Regions from separate parts of the Mus musculus genome. Here all the other regions are linked to region 2. A link is a loop called in an ENCODE intact Hi-C map of the cell type or tissue named here. Cell type or tissue: left cerebral cortex. All regions are shown on one strand.

Region 1 (8,000 bases), 170 kb before region 2:
GAGACTTTGCTAAGTCGGCCTTAAAGTTTCCCTAAGTTCAGAGTTGGAGCAACTGGAGCAACGTGACCCTGTTGTTGCCCTTTCATTTCGAAACACTTGTTTTTCCTTTCCCATAGGGGGCGAGAGAGGTGCCTCAGCTATGAGGGCAGTGTGGATCAGGGAAAGCCTAGCACAGTAGGTGTTGGAACTAGCACTGGCAGTTTATATAAGCCTTCCCTAGACCACCCTGAGTTGTGCGGAGTTTGCTATTGTTGCTACTGATGTTGTTTTGTGGCCACTAGACTTAGTTCTGGCTCAGATTTTTACCAGGCATTTGGTTTGTGACTGCTCCAGGAACTTGGAACTGCCCAGGGGTGCAAGAGCATCTCTGTGTTGGAGGAGTTTCTCTATTCGCTACTTTCTCTAAAATACTAATTTCTGAGCCCAACATGACTGGAAAACAGAAGAAAACAAAGATAACTTGAGATGCTGCATGCTGAAAGATTTTCCCAATCCACCAGCGTGATCTTTGCTAAATTGCCCGTTATTTTACTTGACTAAGAACTCACTAGCTTTGGAAAGCGAGCGTGCATGTTTACTTTCCTCTTCTTTGCTTTAGAAAGAGACATGAAAATCAATGCTGGTTCACAGAAAAGAGCTGTTACTGTTGCAAGTTTACACCAAATGCCTGCCAATCAGAAAGCAAGACTTCCGATGTAAACTTGCTCTCATCGTTGACAATAAGAAAACATGTTCTCTGAGTGTTAATCTTTAAAGGTATGGTTGAGCTTGAAACCTGGGTTAAAGGAAGTTCTTTTGCCTCTCCCTCCAACGCTGAGGCCCACAAGTTAGCTTAGGTGTGAATCTGACTGAGGATTAAAACAGCTGTGCAAAACAAAAACAGCAAAAAACAAACAAACAAAAAAACCACAACTGCATTTGTCATCCTTATTGTGTAAGGTATAGAGACAAACACTATGAAGACATTAATGATCCTATGAGATCAGATACTATTTAGATCTGTGTAAAGTACCTATTCATCCCGAGCAATCCATAAAGGCATTCTGCTTTCCTACTGAATAGGTCTCAAGTCCCAAAGATGCCAAATGCCATAGGAAAATATCAAGCAGAAGGGGGTGGCCAAAAGGCACCTCATGCCTTTTCTGGTAGTGAAATCCCAAACCTAGTCTACCGCCCCCCTCCCCGCACCACACACACTGAGCAAAAAAGATCATTAGATTAACTTTCTAATGAGAAGAGAGGGGGTATAGAAAGACAGAAGGACAGAGACAGAGACAGACAGAGGGATAAAAACTTCCCACCTCTTTCTCCAACCCAGTATAGATGAGACCCTAGGTTCCTCCCAACACTAAATGAAAACAAGAAAAGAACTAAAAGAAGGAAACTATTAAGACAGGAATTTGGGACAGAGGGGTAGAGCTCATTGTTGCGCTCACTCCAAGTTCACACTCAGCCTAAGGAAGCTACCTTCAATGTGGAACTCTACCTATCAGGCCCACCGATAGTCAGTCTGTCCCTGTTTTTCATAATGTTATACAGAGCAGAGGGACTTGTCCGAAAATTCTTGTCAATTGTCCTTCCTCTTCCTGCCCTCCCAAAAGGCTTGCAGCTTTAGCACTAAAGCCATTGTCCTCTAGTTGGGTGCTTCTCTGGGGTGACTCCCATTTGGGCTCCCTATTCTTCCTTTCTCCCCTCCTACATGCCTGCTGCTCTCAGGATTTTGACCCTAGCTTTCACCTCAGTCTTCCCTCTCCCGTCAACTCCAAGTTTCCTCATTCTCAGGACTTTTGAAACGTAGGTTGGAGAGTTCCTTGTCAAATATCCCTGGGAGGGGGGTGGCAAGAATCATCCATCCATCCATCCATCCATCTCAAATTCTCTTCAGTGACCCTTTCTATGCCTGTGGCTTCCGAATCTAAGACTTGGGCACTGCATGCTCAAGCCATGCAGAACTGTCTTTGGTTGTCTCTACCTAGATATTCCCCAGTCATCTCAAAGCTAACTGGCTGAACTACAATTTTCCTTCCTTCCTTCCTTCCTTCCTTCCTTCCTTCCTTCCTTCCTTCCTTCCTTCCTTCTTTCCTTCTTTCCTTCCTTCCTCTCATTTACCCAAATCAGAACCCCCTGCCTCCAACTTCAATCTTTCTTTGTAATTTCAAGCTCCATTCCACCCTACCCATCCCCATTGCTGTCACTCAGCTACTCTACAGCTGGCTTGTAGTGTAGCAGCTTCTGCCCTGATACCCTGCCACTCTGTCTGACACTGCATTTTCTTCCTGTGCTAGCCGAGTGAGCTTTCTAATATACATCGCTTATGAGGGTTGTCCCTGGCTTTTTGTGGGCTTGTGGCTCTCACAGTCCTCGATATCAACAACAAAACACTCAACAGCTTTTAAGGCCCTAAATGATCAGGCTCCTGATTGTCTTACAGATACTTGCTTGGGCTCCAATCCTGGAGTTCTTTTGACCTCACTCAGAAATGCCCCAAACCATTTCCTCTTGGCTCACTCTTCTTCATAGTAGGTATTAAGTGGAAATGTAAATAACATTGTAAAGCAAGGGTCTTTAAAAAATTGCCTCATCTCATCTTGTTTCTATATTATTATTAATCCTACCATTACTTAAACACACACACACACACACACACACACACACACATACACTAAAGTAAACCTCTAAAAACACAAACCTCTGGACTTGAAGCTTTGACGTGTAGGAGAGAGGAATCTCACTGAATTGAGACTCAGGCCTGAGATTGGAAACTGCACAACGAACACCACAGAAATTTAGTGTCATTTCTTCAGGAAGGGACCATTGTAACACTTTTAATTTGTAAAAAAAAAAAAAAAAAAAAAAAAGTCACGATTTTACCAAGAAACAAATTACAGCAGCCAGAGAATGTGCCACACCTCTGCTCTGCTCCTGTCCTCCTTGAGGGGGGTTGCAGTTCTTGGAGAAAGGAGTCCCTTCTCAGAGAATTACCCCTTCCATCCCAAACCCTTTAAGTGCGATGCCCTTTAGGATGCTAGTGGCATCACTGCCGCTGCGTTTCCTGTTGGCAGCAGAGAGCAGGAAAAACAAGCTTTGGTAAGCCTCCGCCAGAGCAGAAAGAGCTGGGGCGATTCACGCGGCTTTCCCAGGCCGGTGTCCCGGTGTCCGGAGCCCCCAAGCCAGGAGCCTGTGGAACGGAAAATCGAGAGAGGCCTGAACTGGGTCCCGGAGCACACCTTTCGCCAGGGCGCAGAGAAGGCTCACGCGACTAGTCCAACGCAGGGCCTCGGCTCTCTCTGGAGCTCGGCTGACCCTGGGGCGGCAGATCACGATGCCCGCGCGCGCTCCCCGCCGCCTGGTCCAGGGGCCTCGGGGGACCTGGCTGCTGGGAAGCCTCTGGGTCTGGGTGCTGTGCGGCCTGGGGATGGCGGGCTCCCTGGGAACCCCACAGCCATGCCAGGCACCCCAGCAGTGGGAGGGACGCCAGGTTCTGTACCAGCAGAGCAGCGGGCACAACAACCGCGCCCTGGTGTCCTACGATGGTCTCAACCAGCGCGTGCGGGTGCTGGACGAGAGGAAAGCGCTGATCCCCTGCAAGAGGTAGGCAGCTTGGAAGGGCAAGACGGCGGCCAGGGGAACGCCAGCTCGGGCGGGGGCTTGCTACTCCAGCTAGACCCCCAGCAGCTCCCGGCCCCTCCCGATCCCCAATTAAGTTATAGGGGGCCTTGGGATCCGCTTGGTCTGACCACTGAGGTAGAGGCAGGCAAAGAAAGGACTCTCCAAGGGCAAGATGGAAAAGCCAGGCATTCTAAGTCCAAGTTAGCCTCATGTCTTAACTGCTGAGTCAGGCTTCTGGCACCTGGAGTCCCCTGCAGTCTAGGGCGTGTTTTTTGTGTAGAAGGGACAAACACAATATTCTCTAAAATTTTTGTTTACAATGAAAACATTTTAAATCACAGTGTGTGTGTGTCTCTGTGTGTGTGTGTGTGTGTGTGTGTGTGTGTGTGTTGCCTGTGTGGAGGCCAGAGGACAACTTAGAGTCGGTTCACTCTCTCTCTTCTGACATGTGGCTCTAAGTACAACACTGTAAAAGGCATGGGAAATGATTTTTAAAAGCTCCTCCCAGCTCATTACCCTATTACAATCTGACCATGTTTGTTTCCATCTTGAGGATTTTCTCTTTTGAAAAACTAGTTAAAACTCCCATTAGAACACATATACTTTCTCCTTAAAACATCTGTTAGATACATATACTGCCACCTTAGAATAGACGCTGGGGCACATACATTCCCACCTTAAAATCCCAATTTTACGTATCCTTCTCTCTTCTCAGTTTATTAGGTTTTTTTAAAACCTATTTTTAATGACCACAGAAATTGCAAAATGGGAGGGCATGCTATCTGTCACACACATGCTCAACACAAATGCGTGCACATTTACATACACACACACAAGCAAACCAATGGTAGTCAATTTAGCTTTCCATTTTGTGTTGATAGAGGACATACTTTTTTAGAATGTCACCTTGTTTCTGGTCTCTTTAAGACCTACTTTCTAATTTAAGATCACCACCTGTCTCGGTGGCTCAGCCCTCCACTAATGTCCAGTGTGTGTCATGCAGTCACACTGACATCTCTTCATGGCATTTGCACCAGGAGGAGATACGATGGTCCTGGTAAGATTGGTGATGAATAAGAACCACTAGCTCCCAGCACAAAACAAAGCTTGGTAACACCGTTTCACCAAAAAACCATTGGAAGTGTTGGGCTTCTTGATTAAAGTAGGGGAAAGACAACTTTCTGAACCACCTAATCAGAGTGTGAGACCACCCATTACCAAATGCAGGAGACTCACTGTACTCTTGGATTTTTTTTCTGCTTTTGAGGATTCAACAAACCATGGATAGAAAATATGTGAAATCATATTGCATGTACTAAGCACATCCATACTATTTTTCTTGTCATTGCTTGTTAAACAATACAGAACTTATTTGAATAACATTTATATTATATTTGTTATACTGAACAACCCATATATGGAAGGGTGTTTGTAAGCTGCATGCAGTTTTTTGTCACTCTTAGATCAAGGACAAGGGCATCCATGGATTTTGTTATCCATAGAGGCACTGGATCCAACCCTCCTTGAATATAGAGGGACAGCTTTACATTAGCCTGGAAGGCAAGTCACAGTAGTGTCTTTATGGAAGACTCAGAGTATGCAAAGACTTTCAAGAACATGAGTGTTTTTCATTGGGGCTTGAGGGATATAGTAATATCCATTATTTGAGTGTGTTATATGATATACTATTGCTGAAACTTGGCATGTTTTATATAATTTTGTTTAGGGTTCATAACATCACACACTAGGTTGTATGATTTCTATTCACATAGAAACACCAAGACCTAGGGAAATTAATAAACTTTCCTTCTATCGCACAACTGAAAGTTAAGAAAGCTGCATGGATTCTGACATCTATAATATACTATGTTCATATTCATCCATCCTCATTCAGTAGGCTATTGCTCATGGCAGATACTGTGTCAGTTATCAGTGGAGTGGGTCCTGATTTTCAGGGGATAACAGTCTGAAGGTGGAATCTCATAATTTAATTATCCCTACGATGAATATACCCATGATGAACACATGGCCAGAGCTTCCTGGAGAAGGTGATATCCCAAATTAGTGGCCCTCAGACACCCAAGCGAATCTACCAGGGGTGACATGCAGAAAAGACTTTGTTGGGGGCATAAATATGTATGTATCACAGATTTAGTAGGTTGTCATCTGGGAGTTTACAAGCAGGACTCATATTCTGAGACTACCAGCCCAGTCTCTATGAGGAACAAAAGCAGAGTGTGTTGAGAGGTCACGCTGAAGGAGCCTGAACAGTTGGAATGCCATTATTAGGTGGCATAAAAATCACTGGATGCATGGCTGAAATTTCATCCTCAAGAGCTTTAGAAAAACTAGAGCGACACAATGAGTGTAGGAGCAAACACTCCGAGTACTGTAGCTGCTTCAGATGGAGAGGAAGCTGCACAGGTGGTTCCATTAGGGAAGTGTTAAAGAGGTGGTGACATATAAGTGATCAGAGGCCGCAGGGTATGGAGGGACAAAGAGGAGTCAAGCAGGTTGCCACTAGTGGTAGCTGGAGCTAACTGTACTGGCTGCATAGAACAGGGATCACTCTCTTTACTTGGAGTGAGGGTGGGACACGACTCTTGATGTGTCCTTAGGAAGCATGTTCACTGGTTATCTGTTGGTCAGTAGACATGGGGAACATGGGCTGGAACACCAGAGTTCACTGCTGATGCTAACTAAGCAGTGTGACCTGGAGAAGACCAAGAGTTCATTCTCACCCAAAGAGCATCATTAACTGTTCAAGACATTTGGCTATGTACTCAGAATCTGGTTCTGAAAGTGAGCTTTTCTAGATTACTGTGGGTTTTTTTTTTTTTGAGACTCAGTTTCCTCTTTTACAAAATGCAAATACGTATAGCAACTCATTTATTAGCATATAGTGAGGATTCTGTAAGTTAAATATACAAAGCACGTGCTACATTGTCTCCTCATAGAGCAGTGAGGAGGTGTGTAGTCAGGGGTCCCAGGTGCTTCTCTCACCACCCACCATCATTGTCCTGGTGGATTTCATTTCCCATGTGCAGGAGTCTTACTGACAGCCCCTCTGAACTCAGACACTTGATTGAGCAGCACACACAAGTATCCTCTCTTTGGGAACTGACTCGGTACACAGACTCAAATGCTAAACTATATTTCAGCAAGTTTTATAGCTGGTATGGAGACCAGTATTCTCAAATCCACAGAGATAGACTAAATCATTCTCTCCTTGATTCAAAACGATGTGAGAAGCCAAATTGCGATCAGGAGGTTATGAGTAAAGAGTTGGAGCAGACACACGTACAGAGGCCTGGTGATTGTCTCTTCCAGGCTCAGTTTTACGTACAACATTGAGTTTTTTCCATCACAGATAGATGTTTCTTCCCAGAATAATATTTAACAATTGTCAGATTGTGTGGGCTACTTGAAACAAGCTAATGTCATTTGGGAAGAAGGAACTGCAATTGAGAAAATTTCCCCACAAGATTGACCTGTGGTACTTTTGACCGATAGAGGGTTAATATGGGAGGGGCCAGCTGACTGAGGGTAGCACCAATCCTGGGCAGGTGATCTTGGGTTGTAAAATAAGTCAGGTTGAGAAAACCATAGGGAACAAGCCAATTAACAGTGCTCTTCCACGTTTACTGCTTCCAGGTCCCTTCCTTGAGTCCTTACTCTGACTCTGATGATGGACTGTTTGAAAGACAATGTAAGATAAAAACAACCCTTTCCTCCCCAAATTGCCTTGGTCATGCTGTTCAGCAATAGAAACCTTAACTAAGATAGAAATTTATACCAGGAGTAGGGTATTGGCTGAGATAGACCTGATCATATATTTTGGGGAGGACAGTGGTAACATTTGAACTTTGGGCTGGAAAAACCATTGGAAGCTTTAAGAACATAATGTGAAAAGCAGGGTAGACAATGGAGGCCTGGCTTGAGATGTTCTTAGAGGAAAGTTTGAGAGTCCTTTAAAGACTCTATGATTATTCAACTCTTCTATAACAACTAGAGTGGAACATTGCTTCGCTTTGCTGATACAATGGATTTTGCTCAGCTGAGGCTGAAGAATCAGCTGTGATTAAGAAGAGACCAGCATTATTGATGCAGAATTTCTTCAGAAATGTTTCCCTGGGTTCAGCTCACAGAAGCAGTGATCCAAGAGGAGGGGGCTAAGGTTATACCACATGCTAGTCACCTAACTTGAGTTTCTCAGATTGTCCTGGTTGTGAAGGCATGAAGGAGTCTTGGAGAGCAGTCTTGTCACAGTGAAAGGCCAGGAGAGGCAACTGGTGAACCTATGCGGCAGAGGTGGAGGTATGGAGTCCTTGGAGGAGCCCTGGTGATCATGAAAATCATGAGTAAGTCCCAGGTGCCCCACACTGAGCTGT
Region 2 (8,000 bases):
TAAGATGGCAACATTTTATGTGGACTTTGCCCCAAATCAAAATCTTCTAGGGAATGTGTATTTCAATACTCAAGTAAAGTTTGTCCGTATTCCCCTTCCGAGGAATCACAGGGACATTGAGGGAGAAACAGATGCGCATTCTCACAATGCCCTTGTACTAAGTGAAATACTACTTAGACACTCTGACTTTGCTTTAAGTATAAAAACTCTGCAAAGTGGGGCGTTTTATAAAATTGAATTATGACAGAGATAGATACAGTGCTTGCCTGGACGAAAAGAGCATTTCGGCATCTGGTGGTGTTTTGTTTGTTTATACATGTGATTGCAGAGAAAGGTTTTTAGCTGTCTTCTTTTACTATGAGAACATTAACATGCAGCCTCACTTCATTTCATGGAAGTACACTTGAGCTTCCAGACACAAATTAAAATGGTAACTGCTTCCCGGAATGCCTGAATATTAGCCAGTAGAGTTTCAGGTCTTCCCATAAACTGACTCTACAATGTCTGAATGCAAGCCACTCCTTGAAACTTCTTATGGGCTACCCTGAGCCTTCAAGTTACTTGCACAAAGGAACATGCTGGCTAATGTTTACAACAGTACCATTCTGAATTAAAAGGGTTAAGAAGATATTCATAGGACCTGCTTGACCTGAGATTGTTATTAATGGCCGATCACATGGTTTTTGGCAGACCAAGTGGTAACATTGCCTTCCACAAAAGAGGATGTTTTGGAAAATGATAATGTATGTGATTAGCTGTGCCAGTCCAGCCTGTGTTGGCAGAGCTTCCATCCTAAGGTCTGTTTCCTTTGGTTTGGCTTAACCTATTTTTTTCAGTATTGTGAGTTCACATTCTTTCCAAGACTCTGGAAAGGAACTTTCATTTTTTGCTTAGCATCAGATGAGATTTTACTGCAAAACCTCAAACCATATTAAATTTGATCACACTGAAACATGCCATTGACTTGGAGTTCCAGGGAATCTGCTTAAATGTTGCCTCTTTATCCACAATTTTCCTTAAAGGAAGTAGACAACCTTTTGGCTTCCAAATTACCAGTTTTTGTGGCCATTGTGAGGTGGTTGTTATTTAGAGTCCCTTTCATCAATTCTAAGGTTTTGTTAGTTAGAGGAGTCATCTCTGGTTACAAAGGCTCCAACTGCCACCAGGATCAAGTTTGAGACTAAAGGAGAATATATTCTTTTTCCTGATAGCCAAGACTCATTTGGAAGCAAACATGTGAGACCTATACCATGCTGATTGTCCAATTTTTGTTCACCAGCTTCATGGCATCACCGTAGCAGAGTTGGGAGAGCGAGAGTAAACCAACAGACAAGCCGCATCATATAACATTGTCTGTCTGGTTCCAAAAACTATTTCTTTCTCACCAGTGCCTTCGCTCAGCATGTTTAGGAGGTTGTGTTTGTGTAGTATTTGTGTCCTCATCATCTTGAGGAGAAATAAGCAAGCATGCAAGCACTGTCAGTCTTGCATTTCCAAAGTAGCAGTAGGAATAACAGACTTAAGTGGGACGACAAATTATGACAAGCTCCTTCCTCTTCTTCCTCCTTTTCTGCCATGGCTCATTTCTTTAATTCTTTAGAACCTTCTATCTCTCATCAACACTTATTTAAAAGAATTTTGAATGCTAAATATACATATATGTGTGGACGTGAGATGTTTGGACTTTGAGTTAAATATTTACACCTGTATATAGATTTTTTTTCCTACTGAATCAATGGAAGAAGAACCAATGATGCCGTTGGAACAGGGTTATAGTGCCCGGTCATTTGCATGCGCATGTGTGTATCTTGTTGCCTGTGGCACTTTCAACCTTCTGAATTCCTTTGCTAATCTTTAGCTCTTTATAAACCCATGACTAATAATGAGTATCAGTGCAGCAGGGCAACTATATGTGCACTGCTTAAGTGAAAACTGAGGCTATGAGTTCATCTGTAGCTTGCCTGCTATACCTTGCTCCTGCTTCTCCTTTAAGCATGTTGACCTTGGAGCTTATCTGGGGCAATGTGCATCAGGTGACAGTCACATTTCCTATTATGATTATATATTTATAATGAGGAGTATAAAGTACTTGAGTGTGTTTTGAGTTATAAAAGACAATGTGTCTGGATTAGAAGACCAGGGTCAGACGTTCTTACTTTAGCAGAGAAGTTAGCTTGTGTTAACGAGGAGATCTGGGGAAAACCTGGCACCAACTGACTCTGGTCCTTACCTGGATTTTGAAAATTGTATTAGTCCAAATCCTTTGATTCTAACTCCTATTCACTCAGTTTCTCTCTGCCCAGTCAAAGCATTGCTTAGAACCTGTGAGCAGTAGTTTTGGTAAAATACTGGCATATTGTCTAGTTCATTTTCTCTTGATATAGTAAACACTTGAAGATCTATATTTGCTATATAAAAGTAATTTTTATCACAAGATTTTTTTAAAACACAGAAATCAAGGGTGCTGGGGCAATATCCAGTCTGCTTCATGAGGACGTTATGCTGCCTCATACGTGAGATGAAGTGGAATGAGAAGCTAAGAGGAGGCACACACGAACAAGGAAGCAGAAAGGGACAGACTTACTTCATAAAAATACACTCTTACCAGAGTATTCACTCTTCCAGGCTCATTAGAAAGACACTAACTCCTCTTAAAATCTCTACCACTTTTCAACAGCATCACATTCGTGTCCAAATCATGATTCTGGTGGGGCCCAGCTAAATCAAATAACATGAGACTTGATAATAGCAATGAAATGTGTTACCAAGCATTTCACAATAATATTATTCAATCTACTTGAATTTAGGTTTATAAAATATAAATATAAATGCCTAGAATATGACAGTAGACACGACTGTAGCAAGGGACACAGAGTCTATCACTATCCACACCACAGCTCAATGTATTTCCTAATAAGAAGCTCACGAATGTACTTGTCCTCCTTGGGCTCAGGAGTGGCGTATGCTGCCATTGCACCTTCTTCATCCCCACCACCTCACCAACACTCTTTCTTTTTTCTCTCTCATTGTATCCCTTCTAGTGAACATGAAGTGCTGCTTCCTGGCATTTGTATTTGCATTTCTTTATTACCAGATAACATGGAACACCTTGTCACTAACATTGTCGTGTGTATATCTTCTTTAGAGAAGTATCCACTTGAGTACTTTACATATTTTTATGTAGGTTATACTATGGTCTGAAGGTTGGTTTAGGAAACCTAATGCATACATGGTTTGTATTCAGTAGTATTAAATATTGAAGTCTTACAATTGGCCAATGTACAAAGAAAAAGAATGTTCTGCCCTAAACAGGACATTTATATCACACTGCATATCACAATTCCTCTCCTGCCGAGGCTCAGGGATCTCTGCAAAAGATGGAGCAGAAAGATTGAAAGAACCAGAGGAAGTAAATAGTCTTCCACACACGGAACCTGTTTTCTGAACATAGCAAGGTAACTGCTCGTATGAACAACTGATATAGCATGCTTCAGACCTATGTAAGTCTAATCCAGACAAAATTCCAGTATGAAGAGAAGAGGCATAAAGTCCTACTCCTAGCTAAAGATCTTTTGGCAATTAACAGATTCTGGGAGAGGGAGAATCAGTTCATTTTAAAGGATGAAGCCCTTTGTAAGCTGTCCGTGCCTCAGTGAAAGCCGTACATCCTTGAGTAAATGGGCAGCACAAATGGTACTTGAGGGCTTTAAGGAAACACTAAAGGACACAAAGTCAGGTGGGTAGGGAAGACAGAACTATATCTAGGAGGAATGGAAGAAAAGAGAAATATGGTTTAAACACATTGCATGAAGTTCTCAAAATAGAAATGAAAATGAGGGGGGAAAAAGGAGAGTTGGAGTCTTTGGGGAAGCGATGAGTCATGGAAGCTCTGCACACATGAATGGATTCAACCCTTCTCATGAGAGTCTAAAAGGATAGCCTAGAGGCCACATGAAAGATTCCATCGACGAGAAACAGACCTTCAGCAGATGCAGAATGTGCTGGTCTGATGATTGTGGACCGAGAAGCTTCCAGAAGCAGGAGAAATAAGTTGTGTCACTTGTCAATTCCCCAAAATTGGACTGGGGAGATTATTGTGGGTGAAGCACTTGTCACACAAGCATGAGGACTGGAGTTTGGCAGTATGCAGAATCCACATGAATAGACAGGCTGTTGTGACTGCTGCCCCAGCACTCAGAGCAAGTTCACTAGAGAGACTAGTCAACCGCTGACTACTGGTTTTAATTGAGAGACCCCCCTGCCTCAATAAATAAAGTGGAGAGTGACCAAAGAAGGCACACAGTGTCGACTGTGGGCCTCCATGAGCGCATACACCACACACATGTGCACCCGTACCCATCTTAATGCACATGTACATACACACATAATATATATACACACATCAAAAATATAAAAAAATCATTGTTTACATCACTTCAACATGCTGATACAATTGCCTGCATGTATTTATTAAGGTAAAGAGTTCTTTATAAGTATTATGAACATTAGATCTTACCAGATAGATGGCTAACAAATATTTTATTCCACTCTTTTCCCTTTAGTAATGATAAATTTCAGTTTATCTTCTTTTTCTTTATTACTATTTGGGTCAATCATAAGAATTCAAGCATCCTCATAGTTAGTTCCAGCATATCAAACAACTTCTTCCAACGTTCATGGACATCTGCATGTATATAGTGCACATACATTGAGTCAGGCACACATATAATAAATAGAGATAGATAGATAGATAGATAGATAGATAGATAGATAGATAGATTGTCATCTTGACACAAACTAGAGTTATCTTGGAAGAAGAACCTTAATTGAGACTATACCTCCAATAGGCAATGTTGTAGGACATTTTCTTGATTAATGATTGATGTTGGAAGAACTACTGAAGGAAGTGCCACCCCTGAGCACTGTTCCATGGCTTCTGCTTTAGCTCCTCCCTCCAGGTTCCCACCATGAGTTCCTACCATGATTTCTTCTGATGATGAACTATGATGTGGAAGCATAAGGTAAATAAACTTTTTCTTCCCAAGCTGCTTTTGGCCATCATCTTTTATCACAGCAATAGAAACTCTAAGACAACATTTTCCAATTGATTTATTACTCTGATATCCTTCTCTGCTCCTACCTGACTCTTCCACCAAGTGTTTTTATTAACATGGTCCAACATCTGGTTCTGAGGGAAAGCTACAGGAAACCATGGCAACACCTTCACATTACTCCTACGGGGTTTGGGGTTGAGAATAAATTTAAAATCTATGTGACCCTAATGAGACTAAAATGAGCAAGAACATAGAAATAAAGTATTAGGTTGGGATCGTAGAAAACCAAATGTGTTGGTTTACGCCCCAAGGTTTTTTCCTCACTAGGATAGGAGAGGGGTATTGACTGCTTGTTAGAACTAGTTTGCTATGCAACTAATTTTACACTGAAAATGAAGGACACTCATTATGTCTCTGGTAGCTTAAAGTATCATTCATAGCTTTGGAGAGCTAATTATGAGCAAATATTCATGAGATCTGTCTTGCAAAACTGTTACAGTCTGTGCTTACCGCTCAATGGAACAGAACTAAATATGAGCTGAATGGATGTACTACATAGGACCACGGCAGATTCGCCACAAACTTCAGATCCTTTTACAAAGGAAGTGTGGACTTATGGAACCTTATTATTGCAACCACACCAGGCTCCCAGTCCAGCTGCTCTTCTACCAAGAGTATGTGTGTAAGAATATTATGCCACAAGAAATGATAGAATAAATGGGGGACTCCACCCCCTAGTGTTTGGTAAGTATCTTATTCATTTCTGAAGATTAAGTCCAGCTGCCACGTGTGCCTGGTAAAGAGGTTAAGTAGCATAGCACAAATACTTAGTAGCATATTTGAACCCTACAGTTTAAACAAAAAACAGAAGTTTCTGTCTGTTTTTGAATTTTCTTTGTAGTTGTAAAATGCAAATTATTTTTTTCTTAATCAGATTTATCTACCCATTTTTATATACTGAAACATGGGGGATTTTACACCTGGTCATTCTCTCTATATGGATTTATTAAGTAGACTGTTCAGCTTAACTTCATGCCTGCATTAAATCCCTACATCACATATGATTCATCGAGTAACTTGACAAAGTTCTTAATCTCAATTCTCCACTCCAATTACAAGGCTGCAAGTTCTGAATAGCTCCTTTGTTTGATTATTTTTCTATCGTATTTGTTTTTATTATTTTAATTCATTATTAGTTGTAGTTTATGTTGCATAGAAGCATACTAAACTGGACTTTTCTACAAACTGGTTCCTTATTTTTCCCCATTGTCAATAAAATGCTTTTCTAACTATCAAATGGGGCATGTCACAACATCATTTTCAATGTCTTGTTTCCATATTACAGCAAGGAATAGTAGCTGTGGATTTGAAAACATATAATTTAATGTGTTAAAAGATAAAAATTCAGAATAATGCATAGTTTTACATGGAAAACAATAAACTCCTGCTTATAAAAAATGAGAAAGATTTAAATGAGTAGAGGTTATTCCAAAGTAATAGTAAAGAATACTTACTACAATGTCACTTATTTTTTCCTTAGCTTCTCTTCTTCTTCTTCTTCTTCTTCTTCTTCTTCTTCTTCTTCTTCTTCTTCTTCTTCTTCTTCTTCTTCTTCTTCTTTTTCTTCTTCTTCTTCTTCTTCTTTCTCTCTCTCTCTCTCTCTCTCTCTCTCTCTCTGAGACAGGGTCTCCCTATATACCACAAGCTGTCATAGAACTCACTATGTAAATCTTATCCTAACATATTGAGCTTATCCTGACTTATTTTGTCAAAACTGACAGGCTAAAAAATTTTAAAATGCATTCAAGAATAAGAAAACACCCTTGAAGAATACATCATTATGTATAAAGTTACAGTAAACTACTGAAATGTTACCTAAACGAAACAACAGGTACACAGATGAAAGGCTGTTTAGTGTGGGACTATGTGAGTCAGCGTTCCTTTGCTGCAGTAGAGGAAAGAGGAAATGTAAAGAGAGAGCCCTTTATTTTAGCTAAAGTCTTTAGTGCTTTCAGCCCATGGTCAGCTGGCCACAAGCGCTTTGGACAACACAGTACATACAGCATGGGGCTAAGGCAATGAGGGGTGAGGAGAGGAAGAGAGTCAAGCTTTCAATATCTCAGAAGAGCCTAACTTCTCCCTCAGCTCCAGACCCTAAAACTCTACCACATCCCAGTGGTGCCACAGGATGGCACCCAAGCTTTCACATGCAGGATGCTGCGGTCATTTAAAATAGGAAACTTAATAAAAGCCTGTTTGCTACTACAGGGTTTTTTAAATTGCTTTATCTTATCAACCCTTATCAATTGTCTTAAACTTTTAAAAATGTGCATCTTGTTTTTTCCCTCTGTTTTTTCATTTGTGTATTAATTCAAAGTGAGTTTGGGTGTTTATTTACTACAATCTTTAAAATGATACTTATGTAGTTCGTTTCTCTCTGTTCCAACACTATAAACTGTACATTTCCCTCTAATCAAATTCATCTGTTTCCAAAGAATGTAATGCCTTATTTTTATAGTTTAGCTTCAAATGTTATCCAGTTCTATTACCACCCATTTATCCAGTGATTATTTCAAGAATGTTATTAAATGTGTGAGTATTTAAGGGCTCTCTGCCTAATTTGTCACTGATTTTCAATTGCTTGCCTTTCAATTGCAGGGGACAATCTCTAAATGAGTAAAAACTGATTGTAAGTCATGGTCAAGTACATTGCTAAGTTCAGTAGCAGTTCTTTAAGAGCTTGAAAAAAATGTGATATTATTGGTCACAGTGATACATGTGTGTAGCATGTGTGCCATTTAGTCTTGATGCTTAGCCACAGGTTCAGAGCACACACTTAAGGCTTTCCTGACAGTTGCTTAGGACTGAATAAAGTGTATCATCATAATTACAAATCTGTCCTCCTTTAACTTCTGTCTATTTTTACTTCAAACTTATTTTAACAAA
Region 3 (8,000 bases), 190 kb before region 2:
GGTAATGAAGAAGTTTTCATCAACGTAAAACCACGAGACACAACTTTCTATAAACAGTAAGAAGAAAAATGACTCCAAGGAAAACACACATGGAGATGAAAACTTGCCTGGCTATGCATGGTAACAATAAAAACTGTGACCCCCAAACAGAGTCGGGTGTTTATTTTTCATCAGTGACATAAGATGAAATTCTAGAAAGGTGCACTGCACAATACAACAGAAGGTGAGGAGAAACATGAGCTAGGAAGAAGTCAGAGTAGATGCAGCTTGTAGACTTGAGAAAAAATGTGTTAGACTGGACACAAGTTGGTCATGTATTTGATGCTAAAGTTTCCATCCAGAAAGTCCAAGAATTTGGAATATAGATAGAAACACTGATTATTTTTCAGATCTTAAAAGGTTTGTTTATTTTATGTGTGTAACCATTTTGCCTTGCATGTACACCATGTACATGTCTGGGGCTGGCTGGGTGTTGGGTCCCCTGGAACTGGAGTTTTAAGTGTTTGTGTGTGGGTGCTGGGATCCAAACCCAGGTCATCTGCAAGAACAAGTGTTCTCAACTCCTGAACCATCTCCCCGGTTCCAGAGACTTGTTAACTTTGTACTCTCACTATGGGATGGCGCAATGATTCTAGCCCCCTGCAATGTAATGCTGAACCTCTCTGCAGAGAAAGGAACAGAGTGGGAGTTTTCATTGATTTTATCTTTTCTCTCTCAGGTGACACTGCAGCACACTTTCTTGTAGTCAAGAACTCCCAAGTATATAGCCAGGTTCATGTGCAATTCCCAACCACTAGATGTCACCTCCTCAATCCACTTAAGAGTTTGTCATGCCTGACAAATGTGCAAGGAAGGTCTCCTACTTGTTCCATCAGATCTTAGTAATAGATTGCACACTTGAAACCTGTAGTGCTGCAACACTGCTTGACACTTTTGGGTGATACTTATGAGTCGTTCTTAATTATGTGAACATGACTAAGCAAGTGTCTGTAAAATAGGATGCTGAGTCCTTTGGGCATATGTCAAGAATTTGTATAGCTGGGTGATTGTCAGGAGCCATAATAGGACAAGCTAATAACTACCAGGTAATCTTCCTCAGATGGTCTACTTCAGATAAATTTGCGACAGATTTACTCTTATACACAAGGCCTAAGAGAATGCATTTCATGAAAGATTCCTGCTATTAATATGCTTTTCTTGTTGTTATTAAGCATATATAACAATCACTAGATATTAGCCTGCCCATTTTGAGCAGATCTCTGCAGATCTACAAAGATGTATTGTCCTTTAGTGATGCTATATAGAAAAATAGATGACTTCTTAAGTCTTCATAATGATTCTGTAAGAATTCCTAAAATCATATCAGTGATTATTAAGCTCTTTTATAGTGGGACTGTTATTAGGTCCTTTTCTGATAGTCAAAAACTGCAATGAGAACTCTGTCAGTTTCCCATGTGTCACCAGTTAATTACTCTTAGATAATAACCAGACTCGCTCCTACTCAGAGCACATTCCAAGAGATTGTAAAGCAATTAACCAAAGGTCATAAGAGGGAACTAACAATTTATCATAGGTGCTAGGACAGAAGATAAAATATTGACTTGGTTTATCTATACAAAACTTCACTAATAACTTAGTTATGATTTTCTACCTTCTATAAACCTATGGAGCTGTGACAGGTGATGGATGCTAGCCAGATAGTTACTCCTAATGAATATTCATATAAACATTCTCTGTTGTAAACTTCTAATTCAATTTAAGATTTTATTTTATTTTATGTGTGAACTTGTGATGAACTTTTTAACCTGTAATTACGTATTCTGAAAAATGGTTTAAGTGCTGAGCACAAAGATAAGAGTCAGAACTGAGCAGAGAAGAACTGAGCAGAGAAAGAAGAACTGAGCTGAGAGAGGAACCGAGCTGAGGAGAATATTTTAGACAGAACACTTTTTAGACAGAACTGAACTCAAGAAGAACTTAGAAGTATAGCCACAGCATTGGGAGAAATGGCGCCAAGAATAAGAGCTTTATTGTGACATCAGAGCAGGAGAATAGAGTAAGATTGGAGGAGAATGCAGACTAGAATAACTTAGAAACTATAGGTAACGTTAGAAACTAAGAAAGCAATGTGCAGAATGCATAGGGAAAGAGGAAAAAAGAAGAAGCTGCAGAGAGGAGAAGGAACAGGCAGACTTCTCCTTACCATGGGACAGAACAGGTCCTTTCTTAATAACAAAGCAGACTTCGTCTTATTAAAGGGAACAAAGATTGTTTCTTTAAAAACTTGGGTTTAATTCATTTAGCATTAATAGGGTAGAAGCTTTTTCTTTGTACAATAAAAAATTGAGCTCATTTTTTTTTAAATCCAGAATGAGTTCTTTCTGCACCGGTGCTTGGTCTTTTGATCCATATGCATATGTTAGTATGGATGTGTGTGTGTGTGAGTATCTAATTGTGAGAATGTATGCATATGTAATTGTGAGAATGCATGCAAGCTGAGCTCAATCAGTATGAATGGAAATGTATAAATGCACATGCGTGAATCTGTGTATGAACTTGTAAGTTTATGCATATTTGCTTATGTAAAAGTTTTTCCTTCTGTGAGTGTTATTCTTCTCCTGGTTCAATAGAAATTTATTGCTCCAAACATCCCCTAGCCCAACAAGCAAGAGGCATCTGGACAAAAGGGAAAAGACTCTAGCAATTAATCCTTTACTTTATTTCCTGCTGTTTTAGGATGAGGTGTTAAGTGCCAGAGAAGAAGCTTCTGGCCTCAGAGAAGCAGGGCAGGCAGGTCAGCTACAGTAGCATAGTAGCTTAGACTTAGCTAAGTAAACTTTTTGTTATTATAGAGCAACCCTAAATATCTCATGAGACAAAGTCTTACCCTCTGCCTACACTCTTCCCCCTCCTCTGCCTCAAGAAGAACCGACAAGAAAGAAGAACCCGCCAGTGTTGGCAGGTGATATGTCGATTGACTTTTGACTTTGTGAGAATCTCCGTACTGATTTCCAGAATGACTATACCAGTTTGGAATCCCACCAACAGTGAACGTTCCCCTTTCTCCAAATCCTTGCTAACATTTCTTTTTAAATCTTAGCTACTCTGACTAGGATGAGATGAAATCTAAAATTAGTTTTAGTTTGCACTTCCCTAATAGCTAAGAATTCTGAGCACATTTAAAAATATTTTATAGCCACTTCTTTTTTTTTTTTCTTGTGAATACTCTATATTCTGATCTATAGCTTTGTTTGCTTGTTTGTTTTGTCTTGTTTTTCATTCTTTTTCTAAGACATAGTTTCTCTGTGTAGCTATCCTAGAACTCAATCTGTAGACTAGGCTAGCCTTGAACTCAGAAATCTGCCTGCCTCAGCCTCCCAAGTGCTGAGATTAAAGGTGTGCACTACCGTGTGTGGCTAAATATAGCTTGTCTTTTAATTGAGTTGTTTGCTTTCCTGAGTCCTTGTAATTTCTTTGTACATTAAAGATACCCTCTATCAGACATATAGTTGACAGGGAATGTTTCACACTCATAAGATACAGAGTCAACAGATAAATAATCCACAAACATTTATAATGGAACAAGTTAATAAATTTTTGGAACAGGATTTGAAATATGAACTTGTAAGCACAACACTTTAATCAATCTGTTTAAAGATACAGAATTTCTCGTTAAGCAAGACGATGAAGAGAACTGGAATCCAGACATACGGATCAATTTAACTGAAATGTGAGTCCACATCACTACAGCTACATGATAGTTGATAAAAATGCCAAAAAATGCATACTGAAGAAAGCATCTTCAACAAATGGCCCTGGGAACTGGATATTCACATGTAGAAGGATGAAATTAAGCCAATATCGATTACCCTGAACTAAAATTCAATGTCATATACATTTGCATCCAAAGGCATCACTTACATTTTAAAAGATTCTTTTAAGTGTGGCATGGTAGCATGTGCCTTTAATCCTAGCACTTGCAAAGTACAGACAGGTGGTTCTCTGTATTCAAGACTGTTTGATCTATAAAGTAACCTGCAGGACAGCCAGGACTACAGAGAGAAACCTTGCCTGGAAAATAAATAAATAAATAAAATATTTATTTTTATTAGTGTGGATGTAAATGTACATGGGTTCCCAGGGAGGCCCTGGTGAGTTCCCAGAGGGTATCAGATGCCCTGAAGCTAGCGTGACAGGTCACTGTGAGTCTTCCAGAACTCATTTCTTCTGTATTAAGCAGCAAATGCTCTTAACTGCTGAATCACCTCTCTAGATTCCCAAGTACATTTTAGAAATGTAAATCATCTAGTGCCTTTCTGTGGATTGTGCTGGGAGACAAGCATAGTCAAAACCTCACCATCGCCACTTCCACTCCATCAAATTGGGCACCAGTGGCCTCTGCTTTGGCTTCTGTTTAGGTGGCTGTGATCAGGTGCTTATTAAATAATTAGTATACTGTAATTATCTGAAAGCTGATCCAGAACTTTGAAAATATGAGTGCTCCCCCAAAATTACTGTATTTTGCCAGCAGATGGCAAGCTACGCTCAGTTGAATATATAAATAACTCTGTAGAGATTTCATATGCAACACATACAGGAAAAGACTGTTTCATCTTGGGCTGTTACTGTAGGATATTTTATTCTTGATTGTTTCTTTAAGTAAGCTAGAGTTATCTAAATAGGAGATCCCTAATGGAAAAGGGAACTCTGTCATGTTGGCTCGTAGCCAAATCTATGGGGCTTGTCTTAATTAATGACTGATGGGGAAAGGACTAGCCTACTGTGGACAGTGTCACCACTGGTAGGTTGCATAAAAATTCAAGTTGATGTTGTCCTTTGAGAGCCTCCACCCAGCAGCTGACTCACACAGATGGAGACATCCACAGCTAAGCAGTGGATGGAGCTTGGAGACTCTTATGGAAGGATAGGAGGAAGGATTGCAGGCCTAAAAGGAATAGGAACTCCACAGGAAGAACAATAGAGTCAACTAACCTGGACCCTTGGGGCTCTCAGAGTCTGAATCACCAACAAAAGAATATAGACAGGCTGCACCTAGGCCTCCCTGTACATAGGTAGCAGATGTTCAGCTTGATCTTCATGTGAGTTCTGAACAACTGAAGTGGGGGCTATCACAAAAGATGCTGCCTGTACATGGGATATGTTCTTCTAGCTGGGCTGCCTTGTCTGACCTCAGTAGGAGAGGAAGCACCCAGCATCTCATAGACTTGAAGTGTCAGGGTTAGAGGGATATCCATGTGTGCCCCTACCCACTCAGAGGAGAAGGGGAAAGGGGAGAGGGAACGACTATGGGAAGGGATGACTGGGAAGGGGGCAGTGAGTAAATAAGTAAAAAAATAAAATTTAAAAACATTAAACTGAATAACCCAGAGAAGAGAAATATATTCCCCTCTTGCCTCTGTATCCTTTTCTTCTCTCCTTCCCCCAGATCCCAGGCCCCTAGCCCAGTAACATTCTGCTGAGCAGTGCTCTCATGCAGCCTACCTACCATTTTGAAATGCCCATTATTTTACAACATATAGCAAATTGTTTCAGCCCACTAGAACTTTTCAAATCTTTGTTAACAGAAACTTTTGAAGCCTCTGTCCCCTGGCCTGACCCTGGTGTGACTTAATTGTGGTTTTATAAAGCCTCCTCTGCCTTCTTCCTGGGTGGGAGAGTCCTTTTTGGCATGAGCCTGCTCTCCCTGCTGACATGTGAAGGACTGTTAAGCTGACCTTCATTGAGGGGCATTCTCCTGTTTCTCGAGTGGGTCCAACAGTTTCTGATCTGCTCATGCTGGAGAAACAGTTTTTAACAAGAGACCAGTACCACTGGAGGGAAACCTCAGTTTGTGATGGTTAGCTCAGGATGAAAAACCCAGGGTGATTAATAAGAGACCAGCATCGCTGGGCAGAAATCTTCTGGAAGAATTTCTTCAGGGTCAGTCAGTGCATAGCTGAGGTCTAGAGGGGGGTCAATACTGCATCTCTGTCCAGCAGTCAAACTTGATGACACATACAAGTTTTGGTGATGTGAGAGCTGCAGAACTGAAGGGGTCATGCAGAGCAGTACTGTGAGAGGCCACAAGAGAGACCATTACTGACCATGCAGCATCAAGAACAGTGGTGACTCCAGAATTGATGGAGTCATGGGGAGATGCTGAAGTGTCTCGGTCTCACTGTGTGTTGTGAATGGAATCCCTGCAGAGAGGGCCTGGTGAAGGTAGAACTCAGTTTTAGTCAGGGTCAAGGATTTGAAGGGGCACAGCGCAGGCATGGCTTCCTTTTGCCTGCCTGTCAGTTTTTCAGTAACTTGAATCCATGGGCTGCTGTTTGTTTGCAGAGTCCTTCTGGTTTCCCAGGTCTTTCTAGCACCAGCACCCACTCCCACTTTTCCTTTTCACCTCCCTCCTGCCTTCAAAGTGGATCCAGGGCATTGACATTTATGGCTGGGTGAGACAAGGATCTACTGAAGAGCAGTGTAACAATGCAGTACTAGGCCTCATTTTTGGGGAGCCAACTCTTAGCACAAAGCGACTATCATCTTGGGCTATTTACTGCTCTGCAAACATCTGCCCTAAGACTCAGATCTGTCCTGGAACTACTAGCTCCTCGCTCTTTGTGAGAATTTTTCTCTTCCTTCTTGGAATGGTAATGTTTGAGGCCCCCTTTCACATCTACTTGGGTCCTCAGTGTCAGGCAGCTTCCAGCTTTCTCACATTTTAATCGGGAAGACCAATCATTCTTCCATGCTTCATGCGTTCTGAAGTCCCCTTATAGTTGTTGCAGAATGGAAATGTGGCCTTGTCTTTGGAGTCATGTTGTGTTTAGAATCCCTGTGATATTTATACTGGCTTCCTTGGGTAATGTTTTTTAGCAAGAGCTTCCTTGGAAGGACCCCTGCTAGGAAGAAGGAAGTTCAGTTGGCAAAGATGGAAAACCAGGGATTAGATGATTTAAGTATTGTGAGAATCTCTTACGAGTACTTGTGTGAACCAGGATGGTCACTACACAATACAATCCTATAGAACTTCCACTAGATAACTTTTCCTTGGTTAAAATAGTGTTATGTAGTAAATGGTTGTAAATTAATAAAACCAACCTAGTTATTTTAAAGTGTATGTCCTAGCTGGGCATGGTGACGCACTCCTTTAATCCCAGTACTCGGGAGGCAGGGGCAGGCAGATTTCTGAGTTCAAGGCCACCCTGGTCTACAAAGTGAGTTCTAGGACAGCCAGGGTTATACAGAGAAACCCTGTCTCGAAAAACCAAAATAATAATAATAATAATAATAATAATAATAATAATAACAACAATAATAATAAATAAATAAATAAATAAATAAATAAATAAATAAATAAATAAATAAATAACGTGTATGTCCTCTTTTGTACTTCCTCTGTGTCACTGGCCCTCAGGTTTCTGCCTTCAGCCCAGGAAGGACAAAACCCATGTTGCCTGTTTCCAGTTCACCATTGGAATTGGACATAAATTTTTATAACTTTTAAAATGATTTTAAATGTTCACTTCTTTCCAGCTATCTGAATAGATCTGCATCAAGTTAAGCATTTCAGACGTGTTTCAAGAGTCATGGCTCACACCTGCTCCATTTGGTAAGGTCTGTTGACTGGGCCTTTGAGAAAAAAGAAAAAAGAAAAAAAAAAAAAAAAAAAAACCAACCCAGCATCAGGTTTCTAAATCAGAATCAGAATCTCCTTTGGTTGTCTTTATTGGAAATTTGGAAACTTCAGTCCCTTCCTGTCCTAACTGGACTGTTAAATGCTTGCCACTGTCTTCTTACTGCCTCTGTCTGCTTCTGTGGTGTTGTGTAGGGATGAGGTCTTGATTCCCGGAGAGACAGAGGTCACTCAGTGATCATGTAGCCTTTGGGTACAGCTTGTTTCTTACAAGTTAGTGAATAATAGTACTGAGGCAGAGGAAAAGAGAATTTTTTGGTGTTTTAAGATAAGATCTTGTTGTACAGCTCAGGCTGGACTGAAA

Evidence for each region. A loop is a pair of places that touch in the nucleus more often than their neighbours do. Peaks named below come from ENCODE experiments on the same cell type or tissue, not always from the same donor. Only the 100,000 strongest peaks of a DNase experiment are listed, where the experiment ranks them.
Region 1: a loop joins it to region 2, with 2.1 times the contacts of the local background. A loop is called at or near these places in 12 of 42 quality-filtered maps.
Region 3: a loop joins it to region 2, with 1.9 times the contacts of the local background. A loop is called at or near these places in 11 of 42 quality-filtered maps.

Annotation. Positions count from the first base shown.
Region 1 is chr13:19,614,885-19,622,884 of GRCm38, reverse strand. Epdr1 (ependymin related protein 1 (zebrafish)) reads left to right here and starts at 3,055. Exons shown (of 3, transcript NM_134065.4): 1 at 3,055-3,591. The coding sequence starts at 3,323. In left cerebral cortex, CTCF peaks have their summits at 132 and 3,041; DNase peaks (open chromatin) are centred at 3,077, 3,457, 3,791 and 4,576; H3K4me3 peaks cover 2,161 bases; H3K27ac peaks cover 1,095 bases.
Region 2 is chr13:19,447,366-19,455,365 of GRCm38, reverse strand. No RefSeq gene overlaps it. Among named protein-coding and RNA genes, the nearest start is that of 9330199G10Rik, 53 kb to the left of the region's middle. In left cerebral cortex, no CTCF peak of the experiment used is centred here; a DNase peak (open chromatin) is centred at 3,859.
Region 3 is chr13:19,637,225-19,645,224 of GRCm38, reverse strand. Nme8 (NME/NM23 family member 8) reads left to right here. Exons shown (of 17, transcript NM_181591.3): 17 at 1-147. Among named protein-coding and RNA genes, the nearest start is that of Sfrp4, 18 kb to the right of the region's middle. In left cerebral cortex, CTCF peaks have their summits at 793 (motif pointing right) and 4,516 (motif pointing right); DNase peaks (open chromatin) are centred at 810 and 4,578.